Linked DNA regions of Mus musculus: region 2 is linked to region 1. Evidence: chromatin loops called from intact Hi-C (ENCODE). Cell type or tissue: heart. All regions are shown on one strand. Links, peaks and the distances in the headings refer to the core of each region. The heading gives the core; the rest is flanking DNA.

Region 1 (10,089 bases), core at 971-8,970:
TTTGGTAACTGACCTTACTGTAAATGAATGGAATGAACCACAGCCTTTACTTGAGGGAGCAATTGCCTGCAAAACCACAAACTCCCCCTGAAGTCAGTTCAGGACGGCCAGGGCACATATCGTACAAATAAGATGAGCTTCAGATTAGATCACCCTGCAGAATGGAATCAAATAATATCTCTCAAGACTGTCTCCTGAGACCTCAAAACAAAGCTATAATGGGAGAGGCCATCATTATTAAAAACCACTAGTGCTTGCTGGGAGAAAAGTCATCAGCCATCTTGTCCAGCCATAAACACTGTGAGCTACAACAGTAACTGTCCTGGCATGATATGCCCATTGGTGTAACAGTGGCACAGATGCTACGGGGTAACCAGCCTACTGCTGATTGGAGTCGTGTACTCCACAGGAGGAAATTTATGCCTGGTCTTGTAAACCTGGCAAAAAAAAAACCCTCACAGGTATTTATAGCTTATAGGCCCTAAGAGAGAACATTCTACTATTTTGCTAATATTATGGTTTAATATCCAACTACTTTCTAAGTACTTATCTTTATACCCATATGTCTTAGCTAAGGATTTCTATTGCTGTAATGAAACAAAAAAAACAAGTTGGGATAGAAAACTTATTGGGCTTACACTCCTACATTGTAGTCATTATTTTAAAAAGCCAGGCCAGGAATTCAAACAAGGAAAGAACACCCTGATGCAGAGACTATGGAGGGGTGCTGCTAACTAATTTTTGCTCGCTCGCTCTCTCTCTCTCTCCTGCTCTTTGTGTTTGGTTTTTGGGACAGGATTTCTCTGTGTAGCCTTAGCAGTCCTGGAACTCACTCTATAGACCAGGCTGGAACTAAAGACTGCTTTCTTATAAAATCCAGGACCACCAGACCAAGGTTGTTACCACCCACAATGGGCTGGGCCCTCCCCCATCAAGTACTAATTAAGAAAATGCCCTACAGCAGGATCTTATGAGACAAATTCTCAATTGAGTTTCTCTCTTCTCCAGTGACTGTAACTTGTGTCACACTGACACAAAACTATAGCATATGCTGATGCAACTCTCAGCCCCGATCAGGGAAGCTTCCTCCCTCCCACCCCCACCAGTGGACAGTGGTTAATACAGAGACAATAAGAGACTATGGAGTGCTCAGCCATAAATGGGACATCTGTATCACACTCTTTTTCCCAAAGGCTGAGCAAACGAGTGGGCATAACGACTTTCAGAGCCAGAGGTTGGGAATGAATGCTAAGAAGTGCATAACAGGGCCATTGCACTCAAACTCACAGCAGTGTGGCTACCTGCAAAGATCAAGCTACTCAAGAAGCCAGCTTGGATGGGAGAGTGGCTCATGAGGCCCACTGCTAGCTAAGAGCTACCAGCAGTTGCTAGCACAAGGGTAGGGAAAATCGTTTTCCTCAGGGGTATATCCCCTGGAAGGCTGCTCATGCTCTAATGAACTCATGTGCAAAAAAGTAGTACTAATTTGACTCTGTAGGTTACGAAAAAGAAAAACTTTAAATAAGAGGTCATAAAGGGAGGACACAACATCTGCCCCAACACTGGAAGTAACTGGACAAGCAGGACCCAGGTACCCAGGAACTCTGCCTGACCACTGGCACAGGTTCCTTCTAGTCTGGGCCGGTACCCTGAGCAGACCTTGGATTCGAACTCTGCAGCCAGTCCCACAACACCCAGAGGAAGCTCCCAGGTGCTTTAACATGCCTAGGATCCCAGGATCTCAGGATCCCAGAATCACAGGATCACAGAGACAACTGAACTCTGAGGAGTTCTGACACAACCAGGATCACAGGAAGAACAGGCCCCAGTCAGATAGAGTAAGGGCAGACAGCACTAGAGATAATCAGATGGCGGGAGGCAAGCATAAGAACATAAGCAACAGAAACAAAGATTACTTGGCATCATCAGAACCCAATTCTCCCCCCATAGCAAGATTTGGATACACCATCACACAGGAAAAGCAAGATTCAGTTCTAAAATCACTTCTCATGATGATGATAGAGGACATTAAGAAGGACATAAATCCCTTAAAGAAATACAGGAGAACAGAGGTAAAAAGCTAGAAGCCCTTAAAAAGGAAACACAAAAATCCGTTAAAGAATTACAGGAAAACACAGTCAAACAGACGAAGGAAATGAACAAAACCATCCAAGATCTAAAAATGGAAATAGAAACAATAAAGAAATCACAAAGGGAGACAAACCTGGAGTAAGAAAACCTAGGAAAGAGATCAGGAGTCATAGATGCAAGAATCACCAACAGAATACAAGAGATAGAAGAGAGAATCTCAGGTGCAGAAGATACCATAGAAAACATTGACACAACAGTTAAAGAAAGTGCAAAAAGCAAAAAGCTCCTAACCCAAAACATCCAGGAAATCTAGGACACAATGCAAAGACGAAACTTAAGGTAATATGTATAGAAGGGAGTGAAGATTACCAACTTAAAGGGCCAGTAAATATCTTCAACAAAATTATAGAAGAAAACTTTCCTAACCTAAAGAAAGAGATGCCCATGAACATGCAAGAAGCCTACAGAATTCCAAATAGACTGGACCAGAAAAGAAATTCCTCCTGTCACATAATAATCAAAACACCAAATGCACTAAACAAAGAAAGAACATTAAAAGCAGTAAGGGAGAAAGGTCAAGTAACATATAAAGGCAGGCCTATTAGAATTATACAAGACTTTTTACCAGAGAGTATGAAAGCTAGAAGATCCTGGGCAGATGTCATACGGACCCTAAGAGAACACAAATGCCAGCCCAGGCTACTATACCCAGCAAAACTCTCAATTACCATAGATGGAGAAAACAAGATATCCCATGACAAAACCAAATTTATACAATATCTTTCCATAAATCCAGCCCTACAAAGGATAATAATTGGAAAACATAAGGACGGAAACTACACCCTAGGGAAAAGCAAGAAAGGAATCTTTCAACAAACTCAAAAGAAGATAGCCACACAAACATAATTCCACCTCTAACAACAAAAATAACAGGAAGTAGTAATCACTTTTCCTTAATATCTCTTAACATCAATGGACTAAATTCCCCAATAAAAAGACATAGACTAACAGACTGAATACGTAAACAAGACCCAACATTTTGCTGCATACAGGAAACACACCTCGGTGACAAAGACCTCAGAGTAGAAGGTTGGAAAAGAATTTTCCAAGCAAATGGTCCCAAGAAACAAGCTGGAGTAGCCATTCTAATATGGAATAAAATTAACTTTCAACCAAAAGTTATTTAAAAAGATAAAGAAGCACACTTCACACTGATCAAAGGAAAAATCTACCAAGACGAACTCTCGATTCTGAACATCTATGCTCCAAATGCAAGGGCAGCCACATTCATAAAAGAAACTTTACTAAAGCTCAAAGCACACATCACACCCCACACAATGATAGTGGGTGACTTCAACACTCCACTCTCAGCAATGGACAGATCATGGAAACAGAAACTAAACAGAGACAAAGTGAAACTAATACAAATTATGAACCAAATGGATCTAACAGATATTTATAGAACATTTCATCCTAAAGCAAAAGAATATACCTTCTTCTTAGCACCTCATGGTACCTTCTCCAAAATTGACCATATAATTGATCACAAAACAGGCCTCATCAGATACAAGAAGATTGAAATAATCCCATGCACTCTATCAGATCACCATGGACTAAGGCTGGTCTTAAATACCAACAAAAACAACAGAAAGCACACATACACATGGAAGCTGAACAATGCTCTACTAAATGATCACTTTTTATTTATAAGGAAAAAATAAAGAAAGAAATTAAAGACTTTTTAGAATTGAATGAAAATGAAGACACATCATCCCAAAACTTATGGGACACAATGAAAGCAGTCCTAAGAAGAAAACACATAGCTCTAAGTGTCTCCAAAAAGAAACTGAAGAGAGCTTACACTAGCAACTTGACAGCACACCTGAAAGCTCTAGAACAAAAAGAAGCAATTACACCCAAAAGGAGTAGACAGCAGGAAATAATCAAACTCAGGGCTGAAATCAACCAAATAGAAACAAAAAGAATTATACAAAGAATCAACAAAACCAGGAGCTGGTTCTTTGAGAAAATTAACAAGATAGATAAACCTTTAGCCAGATTAACCAGAGGGCACAGAGACAGTATCCAAATTCACAAAATCAGAAATGAAAAGGGAGATTTATCAACAAAATATATCTTAAAATAATTATTCTGTCTGTTGAATACTAACAGTTGGAAATATTAAAATCATATTCTATTTAAAACGAAAATTATTTATTAATATCCCCTTATGATTCTCTGGATTTTCAAAGATTAATATAAAATAAAATATATATGAAAGAAATAGAAAGCATTGGATTTTCATACTCCTCAAAACAAACAGATTTGGAGTTAAAAAATAAAAAGAGGTCATAAAGTTGGGAGAAGAACAGAAGGGATGGGGTGGAAGAGAGGAAGGGCATAGATAAAATCAAATACAGTATATTTGTAAATAAAATTCTCAAAGGATAAATTTAAATTTATTTTTAAAAACCTATTCTCAAAGAATAGGTTTTAATATACTTTTAAAAACCATTAGTACTTCCCAATAGCTCTTAGTGCCAGGCAGTGTGGTAAGTCCTTAATGCCCCTCACCATTCTCAAAACCAGCCAACCAGCCAACTAAGGAACCTGCACCAGGGGTATTATCTCCATTGAAGACAAGAGGAAAGGGGAATTCAGATAAGTATCTTGCTTAAAACCATGTACTAACATGAGAGGGCTGGCATAACAAGCTCAACTAGTTGAATTCTCATGTCTGTTTTAGAAGTAGTTATTACTGTGTGAGCTCTGAACTGTCTGTCTGGAAAAAAGAATGTTGCAATTAAGATGAATTTCAAAATGAGAGTTTCCTTTTTGACATGAATGTTGCTACTGATACAAAGTTGTACAAATGCAATATAACCCTTCCTCTTCTGAAAAGTCTGTCTTTGTCAGATTTTACTTTATATTATTTTTCAATTAAAAAAAAAGCACATTAGTGTAGTCAGTGACTTAATTCTCCATTGGAGAAAACAGCACTCACACACAGACACCTTCATGATGGGAGCCTTCTCTGGCTTCAAGTATCCAAAAATCACTAGTCCTTTCTTCTCCATCTTGGTTTTGAACAGCCATACATGACTCTCCAAACCTGGCTAAGGACCTGAAATCGTTATGGCCAGTGCCACCATACAATGAACTCAGATAAGGTCTCCTCTGGAAATCTAAAAGCTCAGTGCAATACACAGGAAACTAAAATTATCTTAAACACCCAAATTGCTATTAGAATAAATATCAAGGAAGATTACAAAGTCCCAGAGGGAACTGAATAAAAGCACCCAAAATCCCAGCACTACCAAATCACAGGAGAAATGAGAGTTTGGAGCTAGCCTGGGCTAAGTACCAAGACTGTGGAAAGAGAGGGAGGGAAGAAGAGAGAAGGGGAAAAGAAACAAAAGAAATTTCTGATGGAAAACCTCTATATTCAAATTTTTTTTAGATATAAAGAACCTATATTGTCACGTCTATTGCATAACAGGAAAATCATCATACAGAACTGTCACTCTCATTACACTAAGACCTCCCATCAGGGGACCCAGTCCTACCATCTCTTTGCCAGGCTCTTGGCAGTACATCTGTGCTCCTTTCTCCTGACTAATTATATGGACCCTCTTTGATAAGCTGTTTGATTACTCCTTCTTTACAGGAAAGGAGCTATCGTGAGCACAAGTAACAAAATGAAGTGAGAGAGACTCTGACTCAGCAACACCGAGAGGAACGCCCGTGTAATCAACATCTCTGTGACCAGAGAGAACCCCGCCTTTCCTGGGGGAAAATGCTCCACTGAGGCAGCAGCCGGGCCAGCTGCTCTGACACCATCTTTTGGCTAAAGAAGGACACATATTTGAGAAATCAAAACTTTCAGGCAGGACGACACAATACTTGAAAACTGCATCAAAACATTTATCTAGTCATTCAAGAAGGGAGAAGCCAGGCAGATAACACATAAGAGAAAAGGCCGAGAAGGAAAGACCATCTCATGGTGCTGCCTTTCATACGGACTCTTGGGCAATACAAATCTGTGAGAGTCAGTGTGATATGGTTCCTTTGCATCTTCTGCCAATTTTCACTTCAGTTTTCAAAAAAAAAAAATGCTGGGTTATGAAAACAAAACTACTGTTAGCCAGAGACGTTTTTAATATCTCTGAAACTCAAGCAGTTTGGTGAGGAACTCCAAGACAAGTTCTAGACTACCTTAATCAACAGAAATGAAAATATAAAAATGTATTTTAAAATTAAATCTGTGTATCACTGTATTACAATTCCCATAAAGCACATCTCACAATGACCTACAGTCAGAGCCAGAAGGCAGTAACTTAACTCGGAGAGTGGAACAGGGGTGACTCTAGGAGTCACCAGAAGTCATGCCTTCAGCACCTACTTTCCCGGGTCACAGTTGGTGAGTTGGGGTCAATGCAGGAACTGGTCTCATAGCAACAGCAGGTATCTCTCTGTCTGAAATGGGGAAGCTTATCCGAATCATTGTGGACTTTTAGGCATACTGACAATGCTCTACATACCCTGTTCAATTTTGAAGACTTATTAACTAACAAGAAAAATAAAGTAAAATCCCAAATACACAATCCATAGGAAATACTTTTCCTTGTTTCTCTGAGGTCAGAGAAGGATGACATGCAGTTTTTAAGTTAGAAAGAAGACATAAGAAACACAAACTCTCGAAAGCAGACACTCACATCTCAGGCTGACATAAGAAAAGAGAGATAAAACACTTTGGAAACTGAAGGCCACGCCCATCACCAGAAGCAGAGCCAGACACTGAGCACAACCATCTTCAAGGAAGCTCCGAGTGCTGCTGACAGATTCTTTTCACAATTGAAATCAAGCTCTCAGATGACCGCACAAGACTCTGCCTCCTACAGCACCGTATCTGGGAAGGAATGACCAGGCTCAAGTTTAATAGTGGGAACTTCTAAGTTTACAAGTTGGCTCAAGAAAAGGGCCATTTATGTTTTATTCTTGAGAGTAGATATGAGAAATGGGAATAAATGAAAAGTACAGAAAATTATTCACTTTAAGTTCCAACAATATAAATAAACAGCTGGAGACTTATGTAAGAATTCTTCATTGCCAGAAGGAAGGCTATAGCGTTCTCTCTGTGTGTGTGGTGGGTATGCTTGTGTGTCTGTGTCCCAATATTACAAGTTAAATTTACAACTTACCTTTTATTATTATTTTTGCAAACAAAGGCTATCTCATCTGTAGCCCAAAAACCAAGTCTACTAAATTTAAAAGAGGTATACATTGCAGTTTAGAGATGTGGATTAGATTTAAATAAGAAATTCTTTAGGCAGCACAGTGGGTTATCTGAGCATTTGGCTCTGTATAGAGCAGCAGTTACTGACCTAAAGCACGTTCCTGCAGGTCCTTCCCCAGAGTGACCATCCACACAAACATCCCATCTGTTTGACGTAATGAAAAGGTGACAGAAGACATCTTCACTTACAAGAACTTATTTGAAGGATAAAGTAAAGAATCATGTAGTACAATCTCAAGTACTGCCTGAGAAATAGGTAAATGAAAATGAATCTATGAACAGGCTAAAAATATCCAGTTTAAAAAAGAATACGGTTGGGAGGTAGACAAAGTATGCAAATGGAGGGCTGGAGTTTGGGCCCCAGAGTCCACAGACGAGCCAGGAGTACTCAGTTTGCATCCTATCACACCTCCACACGATGGAAGGGGACTGGAGAGAGACCCAAGACTATAGCTGTACAGCAGCCATGGATGAGCTGGGTTCCTGGAAGAGAGGCTGGAAATGAAAAACGACGGGGTGCGAGAGAATGATGAAGCCAAGACAACAGTTTCTGACCAAGGCTCAAAGTTTAATATCCAGCACTCTGCTTATATAAGGAGAGACCACAGACCCATCCTTTGTTTCAGCTGGATTGACTTGCAAAGCAAGCTCAGTGGGCAGTCTACTCCTGTAGGAAATTGACTCCACCTGGGTCATTAAGGTCCAACTGTGGCAAGCACTTAATGTCTATTTAGCCAGCTCCAGGCTGGGGGAAGAGCACACCTGAGGCCTGTGGGCCAGCTTGCCTGGCACACAGCATGAACAGGAGTCCCTGCCGCAACAAGGTGGAAGAGAAGGACCCCATGGATGTAACTCTGTTCACATACACAAACATTCATGTGCACATGAACATGCATACATACACCTCATACACACACATTAAAAAAGAGAGAAAACTGTTGGGACCTGGAGTTTCCTTTTCATTCCAAAGAAGGAAGAAAGAAAAAGGGAGTGAAGGAAAAGACAAAAGAAGGAGGGAGAGAGAAAAGGAGGGGCAGAGGGAGGGCCTAAGCCACTAGAATGTGCTTTTAGTTTCTGCCAGTCTTATACAAATCCAGCATAAACCTCAGTGTTTACTGCTAATCGCATGGACTTTTAATTATATTCTGGGACTGTGCGAGCCAGCCCTGCAAAGTCACATCATGCTCTTTCCTGTGTTATCATCCTCCCCCTCTCCCGCCCCCCCCCCCCGGGGATAAGCACAGGCACCTGTGGGTTCTATGTGACGATGGCCACTCACAGTCAGGTTGGATGTTCCAGTGGTTTCCCACTCAGACATCAATCACCAGTCAGTTCACAGGGCTGTTTTAGTGAAAGGGGAAACATTTGGGGAAGTCCAGAAGCTACCTGCTAACCCCACGACCATGTATGGAAATTCTATAGAGATTCTCTTCCTCCCCTTATGTTTTCCTACAGTAAGTCTCAGAGGCAGAGTTTCCTTCCCTCTGGCTAGTTATAAAAAACACCTTGAATCCTACAACACTCTATAAGGATCCTGTTATTTTTTTTCCCCTTGAGTCAAAAGTAGCATCAGATCATCACTACTATCTTTTCTGATTCTCAATCTCTAGATGAAAGTGACATTTTTCTAATACAAAAATGAAATAATTTATTTTAAATCTACCCAAAATTGGATTGAACTAGAAAAAATATGAGTCAGAGCTGAACTTGAACCGGAACAGAAAATGTACTGGCTCCCTTGACAACTGTCTTACAGCTCAATTTCAAAGCTTAAACACATAACGGGGACAGCCTGAGAACCCACCGTTGCCCCTAGCCAGGGCACACTGGGAGCCCACCATTATCCCCTAGCCAGGGCACACTGGGAGCCCACCATTGACCCCCTAGCCAGGGCACACTGGGAGCCCACCATTATCCCCTAGCCAGGGCACACTGGGAGCCCACCATTATCCCCTAGCCAGGGCACACTGGGAGCCCACCATTATCCCCTAGCCAGGGCACACTGGGAGCCCACCATTATCCCCTAGCCAGGGCACACTGGGAGCCCACCATTGACCCCTAACCATTTGTGGCCCACTGTTGCTTATTTGTTGTCTGCTGTGGGTGATTTAGCATTCAATGTGAGCTACACGCCAAGGAAACTGCTACACCAACCCACTGAGGTGAATATCACCACACAGGGCAGGAAGGTCACTTCTGAAGGAGGCAGACTGACAAGCCAGGAGCTTTTAGATGGTCAGTCAGTATGGCACTACCAAGGAAAGAAAGATTCACAGAAACCATTCTAGGGCCTTACCTGAAGGTCCAGACTGTAGACACACACTCATACTTTGAGCATTTTTACACTTAAAAGGAAGTATTTGTTAATACAGTACCAAGAAGCTTTGTGAGGGAAGTTTCAAACTAAGGTTCTCACTAAAGTCTTGCTTAAGCATTCTTTCCTGTCCAAATGTTCAGGTTAAAAACGCAGTAGGGTTAAATAAGCTTATCATTCAGAGGTCTGCTGTGTGTGGATTGTGGGGTGGGACACCTCCCTACTGCCACACATGGCAAGAGGAGAATGCACTCAATCTGCCTGTGGCCTCAGAGTCACTTCTACACTTCTGATCTACAGAGGATAGTCTATTATTTGTTCTCCTGTCACAAGAAGTTAGGTGGGCCAGAGAAGCCAAAAGGAGACCTCAACATAAAACACCCACTCA
Region 2 (10,089 bases), core at 598-8,597, 190 kb after region 1:
ATCCCAAGTAGTGGAGAGGCTGAGATCGGAAGGCCTCTGGGTTTACTGACCAGCCAACTTAGTGGACTTGGCAAGATCCCGGTAAAACCCTATCTCAAGAAATAGGGTGAACAGTGCTTGAGGTTCATATCTGGCCACCATATACACTTCCCCCATCCCCATCTCTCCTCTGCCTCCTGCCCACCACAGGATTGCAATCATACATTGTATACAGCAAACTGGAGGAAGTGGAGCTAGGAGACCCAGAATCCTCTGGCTGGGCATCTCTTACTCCAGCCCATCCAGACAGTGGCTCACCTACCTTCTCCCCTCCAAACTCTGACGACCACTGGAATTCTGGGGTCGGTGAGGAATAAGAAAGGGAGAAAGCCCTAGTCTTACAAGTCAGTGGTACGTGTGGGGATTCATTGTTGGATCTTTGTTGCATTTATGCTGCCTCTATGATGTGAGTACTATTAAATATTGAACATAGAAATATATTCTCCCCAAAATAGCAGTTAATGTTGGGAGAGAATCAATCCATCCATCCATCCATCCATCCATCCATCCATCCATCCATCCATCCAAGGGTTTCCTGTATCCTAGGCTGGCCTTTAAATGGCTACACCAGTCCTCCTGTCTTTCCTTTCTGTTGGATCACAGGAATGCATCACCATGCTTGGGTTGTGCAGTGCTGGAATAAAATCCAGAACTTTATGTGTGTTAAGTAAACACTCTATCAGCTGAATAACACCCTCCCCAGTCCTAAGATCGTCTTTTCTTAATATTTTTGTTTTTTTGAGATTTCATAGCCATAGGAGATTTGTGTTCACATGGTTGCCAGGAGTGGGTAGCATGCTTTCTCTTGTAAGCTAAATTTCTTTATGTCTCAAAGGTTCTGAGGTTGTCAGAACACAACCCAAGAATGGAGTCTAGTGAGAATTCTGAGCATTGGTGAGAAAACAAGAGTTTTGTTGCCTCAGTTTCTTCAAAACAAGGAATTGTTCATGAAATATGCTTTTATGCTCCTCCCAGGCGTAGTGGATCGGAGTGAGTTTACTTCAGCCGTTGTTATTCATTTGCCTCCTTGGAGAAACATGTTTTGGCCACATGTAGCTTGTCCTTGTGATTGACACTTTATTCAGGTGACTCTTTTTAGCCCTCAGAGTATTGTCTGATGCTCTGAATTCAGTTGGCTATTGCAGGAGACTTTAATCTGCCTCATTTTTAGACCCCACTCTTCCTGGTTCACACTGCCAACTGGAGCTGTAAACAATCCCTACCAGGGTGTTCCTATGGAAGCTAACTACACACAGCAGGGCAGCTAGTAGGTAAGTGGAAGAACTTCTGTTTGTCCTTTTGTGTCCTGCAGGGAAGGGAGGAGGTTGAGTCTGGCTTCCTCCCTGCTGGTCTCTTGGATCACACTGCCTTTCACACTCGCTCACATCCTTCTGTCTGCACCACACTGCCTCTCCCCTGGCTCAATGTGGTAATGCCTGTCTTTCCATAGCTGCCCTGGGATAGGCGCTCACTCGCATGGCATGGTTTGTTAATTTGTCCTTTGCCTTTATTTTACTCCATCCACATGACTTGACTTTCCCTCCTAGAACTGACTGACAGGCTTAGTATAATGCCTGGCCTGTGGCTGGTGCTTGGTAAACGGAAGCTGTTGCTACAGAGAAGGAATTTCGCTGCCCTGTTCTTTTTTTTTTTTTTTTCTTTCTTTCTTTTTTACGTATCTATCTTTACTTGAGGATTTATCATTTCATAAGATTTTGAGTTATCCAAAACTTCCTTCATTTAGCCCAAGGACACCAATTAACATTTCTTTGGAGGCAGGTCTAAGATAATGAACTATCTCTGATCTTGTTTATCTAGAATGCTTTAATTTCTTTCTCAGTTTAAATCGGTTTTGCTGGATACAGAATTACTGCAAGGTGGTTTTTTTTTTTTTTGTAGAACATGATTTTAATATTTTCAATTGTTAATATTCAACAATCAGAATAGTTATTTTAAGATATATTTCATTGGTATGTCTCCCTTTTTATTTCTGATTTTATTAATTTGGACACTGTCTCTGTGCCCTCTGGTTAATCTGGCTAAGGGTTTATCTAACTTGTTGATTTTCTCAAAGAACCAGCTCCTGTTTTGGTTGATTCTTTGTATAGTTCTTTTGTTTCTATTTGGTTGATTTCAGCCCTGAGTTTGATTATTTCCTGCCATCTACTCCTCTTGGGTATATTTGCTTCTTTTTGTTCTAGAGCTTTCAGGTGTGCTGTCAAGCTGCTAATGTAAGCTCTCTTTAGTTTCTTTTTGGGGGGCACTTAGAGCTATGAGTTTTCCTCTTACCACTGCTTTCATTGTGTCCCATAAGTTCTGGTATGATGTGTCTTCATTTTCAGTAAAGTCTAAAAAGCTTTTAATTTCTTTATTTCTTCCTTGACCAAGTTATCATTGAGTAGAGCGTTGTCCAGCTTCCATGTGTATGTGTGATTTCCAGTTTTTTTATTTGTATTTAAAACCAGCCTTAGTCCATGATGATCTGATAGGGTGCGGGGAATTATTTCATTCTTGTTGTATCTGTTGAGGCCTATTTTGTGACCGATTATATGGTCAATTTTGGAGAGGGTATCATGAGGTACTGAGAAGAAGGTATATTCTTTTGCTTTAGGATGAAATATTCTATAAATATCTGTTAGATCCATTTGGTTCATAACTTCTGATAGTTTCACTGTGTCTCTGTCTAGTTTCTGTTTCCATGATCTGTCCATTGCTGAGAGTGGAGTGTTGAAGTCTCCCACTATTACTGTGTGAGGTGTGATGTGTCCTTTGAGCTATAGCAAAGTTTCTTTTATGAATGTGGGTGCCCTTGCATTTGGAGCATAGATGTTCAGAATTGAGAGTTCATGTTGGTAGATTTTTTTCTTAGACCAGTATGAAGTGTCTTTCCTAATCTTTTTTTTTTTTTTGGATAATGTTTGGTTGAGAGTTGATTATATTTGATATTAGAATGGCTACTCCAGCTTGTTTCTTGGGACCATTTGCTTGGAGAATTGTTTTCCAACCTTTTACTCTGAGGTAGTATCTGCCTTTGTTACTGAGGTGGGTTTCCTGTATGCAGTAAAATGCTGGGTCCCGTTTACATATCCAGTCTGTTAGTCTATGTCTTTTTATTGGGGAATTGAGTCCATTGACGTTAAGAGATATTAAAGTGATTGTTACTTCCTGTTATTTTTGTTGTTAGAGATAGAATTATGTTTTGTGTGGCTATCTTTTGGGTTTGTTGAAAGATTATTTTCTCACTTTTTCTAGGGTGTAGTTTCCATCCTTGAATTGGTGTTTTCCATCTATTATCTTTTGTAGGGCTGGATCTATTGAAAAATATTATGTAAATTTGGTTTTGTCATGAAATATCTTGTTTTGCCCATCTATGGTAATTGAGAGTTTTGCTGGATATAGTAGCCTGGGCTGGCATTAGTGTTCGCTTAGGGTCTGTATGACATCTGCCCAGGATCTTCTGGCTTTCATAGTCTCTGGTGAGAAGTCTGGTGTAATTCTGATAGGTCTGCCTTTATATGTTTCTTGACCTCCCTTACTGCTTTTAAAATTCTTTGTTTAGTGCACTTGGTGTTTTGATTATTATGTAACAGGAGGAATTTCTTTTCTGGTCTAGTCTATTTGGAATTCTGTAGGCTTCTTGTATGTTCATGGGCATCTCTTTCTTTAGGTTAGGGAAGTTTTCTTCTATAATTTTGTTGAAGATATTTACTGGCCCTTTAAGTTGGGAATCTTTGCTCTCTTCTAAACCTATTATCCTTAGGTTTTGTCTTCTCATTGTGTCCTAGATTTCCTGGATGTTTTGGGCTAGGAGCTTTTTGCTTTTTGCATTTTCTTTAACTGTTGTGTCAATCTTTTCTATGGTATCTTCTGCCTCTCTTCTATCTCTTGTATTCTGTTGGTGATGCTTGCATCTATGACTCCTGATCTCTTTCCTAGGTTTTCTAACTCCAGGTTTGTCTCCCTTTGTGATTTCTTTACTGTTTCTATTTCCATTTTTAGTTTTTGGATGGTTTTGTTCATTTCCTTCACCTGTTTAACTGTGTTTTCCTGTAATTCTTTAAGGGATTTTTGTGTTTCCTCTTTAAGGGCTTCTAGCTGCTTACCTGTGTTCTCCTGTATGTCTTTAAGGGAGTTATTTATGTCCTTCTTAAAGTCCTCTATCATCATCATGAGAAGTGATTTTAGATCTGAATCTTGCTTTTCCAGTGTGTTGGGGTATTTAGGACTTGCTATGGTGGGAGAATTGGGTTCTGATGATGCCAAGTAATCTTGGTTTCTGTTGCTTATGTTCTTATGCTTGCCTCCCGCCATCTGGTTCTCGCTAGTGCTACCTGTCCTCGATATCTGACTGGAGCCTGTTCTTCCTGTGATTCTGGTTGTGTCAGAACTCCTCAGAGTCAATCTATCTCTGTGATCCCGTGGTTCTGGGATCCTATGATCCTGAGATCCTAGGTGAGACAGAGCTTCTGGGAGTCAAGCTGCCTTTGGGACCCTGAGATCCTGGTGTGACCAAGCTCCTGGGATCCTGGGATCCTGGGTGTGTTAGAGCGACTGTGAGCGGAGTGTCTTCTGGGTGTTGTGGGACTGGTCGTGGAGTTTGCACATAAGGTCTGCTCCTTCTCTGCCCTGCTCAATAAATACCTGGGTATATTATTCAACAGGATTCATAGAGTCTGAAGATACAGGGCTTAGCCTATTTAACCAGCATAAAAATTGTGCCATTCACATTTGTTTGTTTGTTTTTGATGTTGCACCTTCTGTGTGGAAGTCAGCAAGATCTTGTGGGATTAAGGGTCAAAGACATGGCTCAGTGCTTTACAGCACTTGTTGCTCTTCCAGAGGATCTGGGTTCAATACCCATCAACCACATGGTGGCTCAGAACCACCCCTAACTCTAGTTCCAAGAAATCTGACACCCTCTTCTGGTCTCTCCCCTCCACTTCTGAGCTCCTTAGGTGGTAGTGTGTGTGTGTGGGAAGGGGGCATATATGGCACACATACATGTAGGCAGGCAGAACATATAAAATAGAACACATACATCTTTTTTAAAAATTCCTGAAGATTTAAGGATTAACCTCTTGCCTGCTGGCTTCCTTAAAAAGATTTCCTATCTCATGCTAACAAGCAAACTCACTAGCCACAGGAGGGCTGACCAATGGGAGTTTTCTCCTGGAACTGAGCCAGAAGTCAGGACCACAAAAGGTGAGTCCTACCTGTTTCCCAAGCAATGCCTTCTGGGAAGACATACAGAGTTAGTGGAACTGTTGACATGGGCCCTTTCTATAAATCTGACATGGCCATGAAGCCATTTGTCACAGATATAAGGCTGCCTCTCTAGGACTTAGTGCTTCTTTGTGAATTGAAATGGTCAATGTATTTGTTTCCTAGACTGCTGAAACAAGTTATTGCCAACTGTGTTGGGGTGGAGGTGGAGGAGCTTCTTCACTCACAGGAAGCCAGGAGGCCAAAATCTAGCAACACTACCCACCCAAGCCCCCACCCCACCCCTCACCCTGTGGGCCAGACTTCTTGGCCTGGTTAGCTTTTCTCTGATGGTTGCCTCCATCTTCTTTGGCTTTTTTTCGTTGTCTGACTCTAAATTGTTCTTATTGCTCTTTTTCTCTCTCCCTGTACCCTGAACTCCAAACTCCACAATGGTGTTTAACATCCTAAGGGCCACTCCAACCCCCACCCCCACCCCCCAAGCCTCATTTCTATAATCTTCTTAGCAGGAGCCAATATATTCTTTAAGAGTTACTTGCAAGCCAGCCATTGGTGACACATGCACTCGGAAGGCAGAGGCAGGTGAATTTCTGAGTTTGAGGCCAGCCTGGTCTACAGAGTGAGTTCCAGGACAGCCAGGACTGCACAGAGTAACCCTGTCTTAGGGGGAAAAAAAAAAAGAGTTACTTGCATTCCTCCCTTGGATTAGTAGACTCTCCTCCTCCTCCTCCTCCTCCTCCTCCTCCTCCTCCTCTTCTTCCTCCTTAATCTCCAAGGTTGTAGAGCTTCCCCAAGAACCTCATACTGAGAGATGGGAAAATCTAAGCCTGTGCCAGCCAAAATCTATCTCTTGAAGGAATAGCATGCAGATTTAATGTCATACAACTTGTTAGACTGCCTTGTAAGAGAGATTAGAGCCAAGACAGTGATGGATCAGCGATGCACTTAACACCACACTTGACCATGGCTGCTGTTACCTACTATTTACACCCCAATCTCACATGAAGACCCCAGAGATGGGCCAGTGAGATGACTAACATGTAAAGTGACTGCTCTCAAGCCTGATGGCTTGTGTTTGATTCCTGGGCCCCACATGGTAGAAGGAGAGAACAAATTCACACAAGATGTGCTCAGACATCACACATGTGCTATGGTGCATCCTCACCCCAAATAAAAAATTAAAAAAAAAAAAAAAGACCCAACGGGCATGGTATGCATGCATTTAATCCTAGCACTCGGGAGGCAGGGGCAGGCTGATCTCTGAGTTCAAGGCTAGTCTGATCTTCAAATTGAATTCCAAAAGTGGACATGGGAGAGGTGTTACTAAACCTGTTTGGTCTTTCCTATGAGGTCACATTGAATAAACCTTTTTCTGCTTTTCATTATTGTGTCTTTAGTTGGCTTTTTGAGGACAAGAGACCAATCGTGGTTTATTAGGACTGTCAAGCCTCAGGCTATGACCCTCATTCTGGGAACAGATCCAGTCTACTATGGGTGCCATGAGAAGATTATACTTATAATTCTAAGAAGATAATTTCTGAGATAATGACGTGAAGACAGAAAAAGTTTTCTGCTTTCCTAATGCCGTTCATCACAGCAAACATTTTGGCAGTAATCTAGGATTCCAGCTGGTTTCATAAGCCGTGGTGGCTCTTAGGAAATGCAGTGCAATTGTTAAAGCGATGGTGGCCTCTCTGTGGAGTTAGGGGGAAAAAACAGGACACCCATAAATGAGTATCAAATATATAGGATAATCAACATTACTTATAATATGCGTAGAGACTTGCCAGATGGCCCGGGCAGTAGCTCAGGGAGCAGACCAATTGCTTAGCATAGCTGCATCCTGGGTTTTGCCCCCAGAACCACACATGCTGATCTATTGCTGCATACCTGTAATTCTAGCATGTGAAGGTAGAGATGGGCAGATTAAGAATTCAAGGATACTTTTGTCTGTGTGGTAAGTTTGAGACCAGCCTGAGCTAAAGAGACCTTTATCTTAAATAAAATTCCAATCCCCATTGTTAAGTTAAATGTTGGCAAAGGATTTGAGCTATGAATGGCTTTTTTTTCTATCATTTCTATCTCTTCCTTCTTTTCACGTTTTTTTTTTTTTTTTAATGTGCATTGGTGTTTTGCTTGCATGTTTGTCTGTGTGGAGGTGTCAGATCCCCTGAAACTGGAGTCACAGACACCTGTGAGCTGCCATGTGGGTGCTGGAAATTGAAGCCAGGTCCTCTGGAAGCAGTCAGTGCTCTCAACCTCTGAGCCATCATCTCTCCAAACCCTCATTTCAAGTTTTAAATGTGAGCTTGGGGGTAGAGAGATGGCTCAGCAGTTAAGAGCACGTTATTGCTCTCACAGAGGACCCAGCATTAGTTCCCAGTACCACACAGTGGTTTATAACCATGCCCATTCATACCTCCATTCCAGGGGACCCAGGGCTGGCTTTTAACCTCTGAGAGCACCAGGCATGCACAGGGTGCACATACATACACACAAGCAAAACACTCATGCACATAAAAGAAAATAAGTCTAAAAATAGTGAAACCAAAGTCTCAAAAAAAAAAAAATCCAAAACCCAAAAACTCAACAAAAGGTGTGTGTGTGTGAGCGTGTGTGTTTGTGAGTGTGTGTGTGAGAGTGTGTATGTGTGAGTGTGTGTGTTTGTGTGTGTGTGAGTGTATGTGTTAGTATATGTGGGAATGTGTGTGAGTGTGTGTGTGTGTACATATGTATGTGCATAAAAAGGATGGTGCCTAGGAGCATCAGGGAAAATGGGCAGAGAGTTCCTAGCAAAGAGAGACTCAAGGCACACACATGCAGACAGCCCCTAAAGTTTCTGGCACAGCTTACAGGCTTCTGCTGTGGGACAGCTCAAGGACACATTGTCCCCTAAGAGAAATGTCCCAGCTCATATCTCAAGTTGCTGGCCAGAGCCTGGGCATAGAGAGACATCGCAAGGGTGGAGGAGCCTCCTTCTGGCTGCCTACAGCTCTTAGGGTGACATGAGCTAATGAGAATAGAATCCCTATAATGACAAAGGAGCTGGCTATTTACTGAGTCTACAGTGCCTTTCTGCAAACTGGGATTTGTTCAGTGAACTTTACCTTACTTAATGCTCACACCCTTCCTAGGGGGAAGGGCTCCAGCCTCCATTCTGCAGAGGAGGAAGCAGATCTGAGAGGTTCTGTAGCTGGCAAGGCCACACAGCTGGGATTCACACACTAAGGTTTGCCTGACTCCAGCACCTTTCCTCCATGTGAGTGACTCTGCAGCAACTCTCCACAGAGGGCCACAGACACCATCACTACTCATCCACTTTGTTCTGTTAAAGCACGTGTGTGTGTGTGTATGTGTGTGTGTGTGCACGCACGCGTGTTTACACAAATCACAAGTGCTGCCTGCACTGTTTCAAGTTTGTCTTGGTCTTTTGGGGGCTGACATGAATGCCCAGCTGGGGAGACATTTAGGATCAGAGATCTTCTGAACTGCTGGTGTACACATAAGCACATGGAACAGGCAGTGACTTAATCCCAGGGTTTGCGTGTGTGTCGGTGTATGTCGGTGAGTGGGTGTGTGTCGGTGTGTTCACCAGTGAGGACGCAGGGTAGAGGCCAGAGTCTGATGCCAAGAGTCTTCCGATTGCTCTCCATTTTTAGAGACAGATTCTCTCACTAAACCTGGAGCTCAACATTTCTGCTAGACCTGCAAGTCCCTAGGATTACCCTGTCCCTTCTCCGCGGTGCTGAGGTTTCAGGTGTGTGCCACCACACCACCATTTCTATATGGATGCCAGCGCTCCAAACCTGGGTTCTAACTCAGCAAGCAATTTACCCGCTAAGTCATCCGTCTAGTCCCTAAACTGTCATGTTGATGCCTCCCTATTAATAGGAAAACATATGGTTAGCAACCCCCCTGCCCCATCACGTTTATCAGCTTTCAGCCTAGAGCACATACCTGTGGTTAAATTATTAACCCCTGCAACAGGCTAGAAACGATGACAGCTGAAATCCCCAAGCAGAACACACACACTCCTTCACACCAGAACAATTTGCTTGAAAATGCTGACTTAATGGTATCAGCCTAATTGCTAGGTGGAAGTGATGATGAGGAGGGATGGCAATAATAACAAAATTGCTCTCGAATTATTCCCAGAGACGTTGCAACACCAGCTACCCTACACATTCTCCGAGAAGGAGTTTGTGTTTGAAGGTTCAGTTCACACTAGGCAAATGGCTCCCCGGGAAGATGAACGATAGCCTAATGAGGTTTTGCCTTCCCTGGAGTGAAATCTTACTCCTTCTCTTAAAAGCAGGTGAATGCCAATTTCTAGGCAGGATTTGGGCCTGGCTTCCAAATTTCCAGACTTCCAGGAACACAGAACCTATTGGAAGCCTTGCGCTGTGATTTAAAGTGGCCTCTTGGTGACATTGATTTTTTTGCTGTGGTTTCAGGGGCAGTGAGCAATATATTGTAGGAATGTGGCTCTTGGCTCTCTCTAGCACGCAAATAGAGGCAGCTTTTGTAGAACCAGAAAGCCAAGATGGAATCTTCCCTCCAGCCACAGCAGGCTGGCTTGCCTGCATGTCTCCAGCCAATTAAAAATGTGGGTTTGGGATGCAGGCCCCAAAGGTCTCTCTCCACAAAGACTGAACGCTGTTAGGCTCCACTGTAAAGACTGGACTAGGAGACAGCTCTTCTCCCTGGGTTTTGTGGCTACTCAAGGCTATCTAAACCAAGAATTGCCTGTGATTGGAAAGCGGTCGGGGAGCCAGGGAGATGGCTCAGTTAGTAAAGGGCTTGCTGTACAAGCACGAGGTCCTAAGC

The links. A loop is a pair of places that touch in the nucleus more often than their neighbours do. Peaks named below come from ENCODE experiments on the same cell type or tissue, not always from the same donor. Only the 100,000 strongest peaks of a DNase experiment are listed, where the experiment ranks them.
Region 2: a loop joins it to region 1, with 8 times the contacts of the local background. A loop is called at or near these places in 2 of 42 quality-filtered maps.

Annotation. Positions count from the first base shown.
Region 1 is chr9:66,889,355-66,899,443 of GRCm38, forward strand. All of the region lies in intron 1 of Rab8b (RAB8B, member RAS oncogene family), which reads right to left. Among named protein-coding and RNA genes, the nearest start is that of Rab8b, 25 kb to the right of the region's middle. In heart, for the core only: no CTCF peak of the experiment used is centred there; a DNase peak (open chromatin) is centred at 5,877.
Region 2 is chr9:67,082,535-67,092,623 of GRCm38, forward strand. No RefSeq gene overlaps it. Among named protein-coding and RNA genes, the nearest start is that of Gm10646, 15 kb to the right of the region's middle. In heart, for the core only: no CTCF peak of the experiment used is centred there; no DNase peak of the experiment used is centred there; H3K27ac peaks cover 730 bases.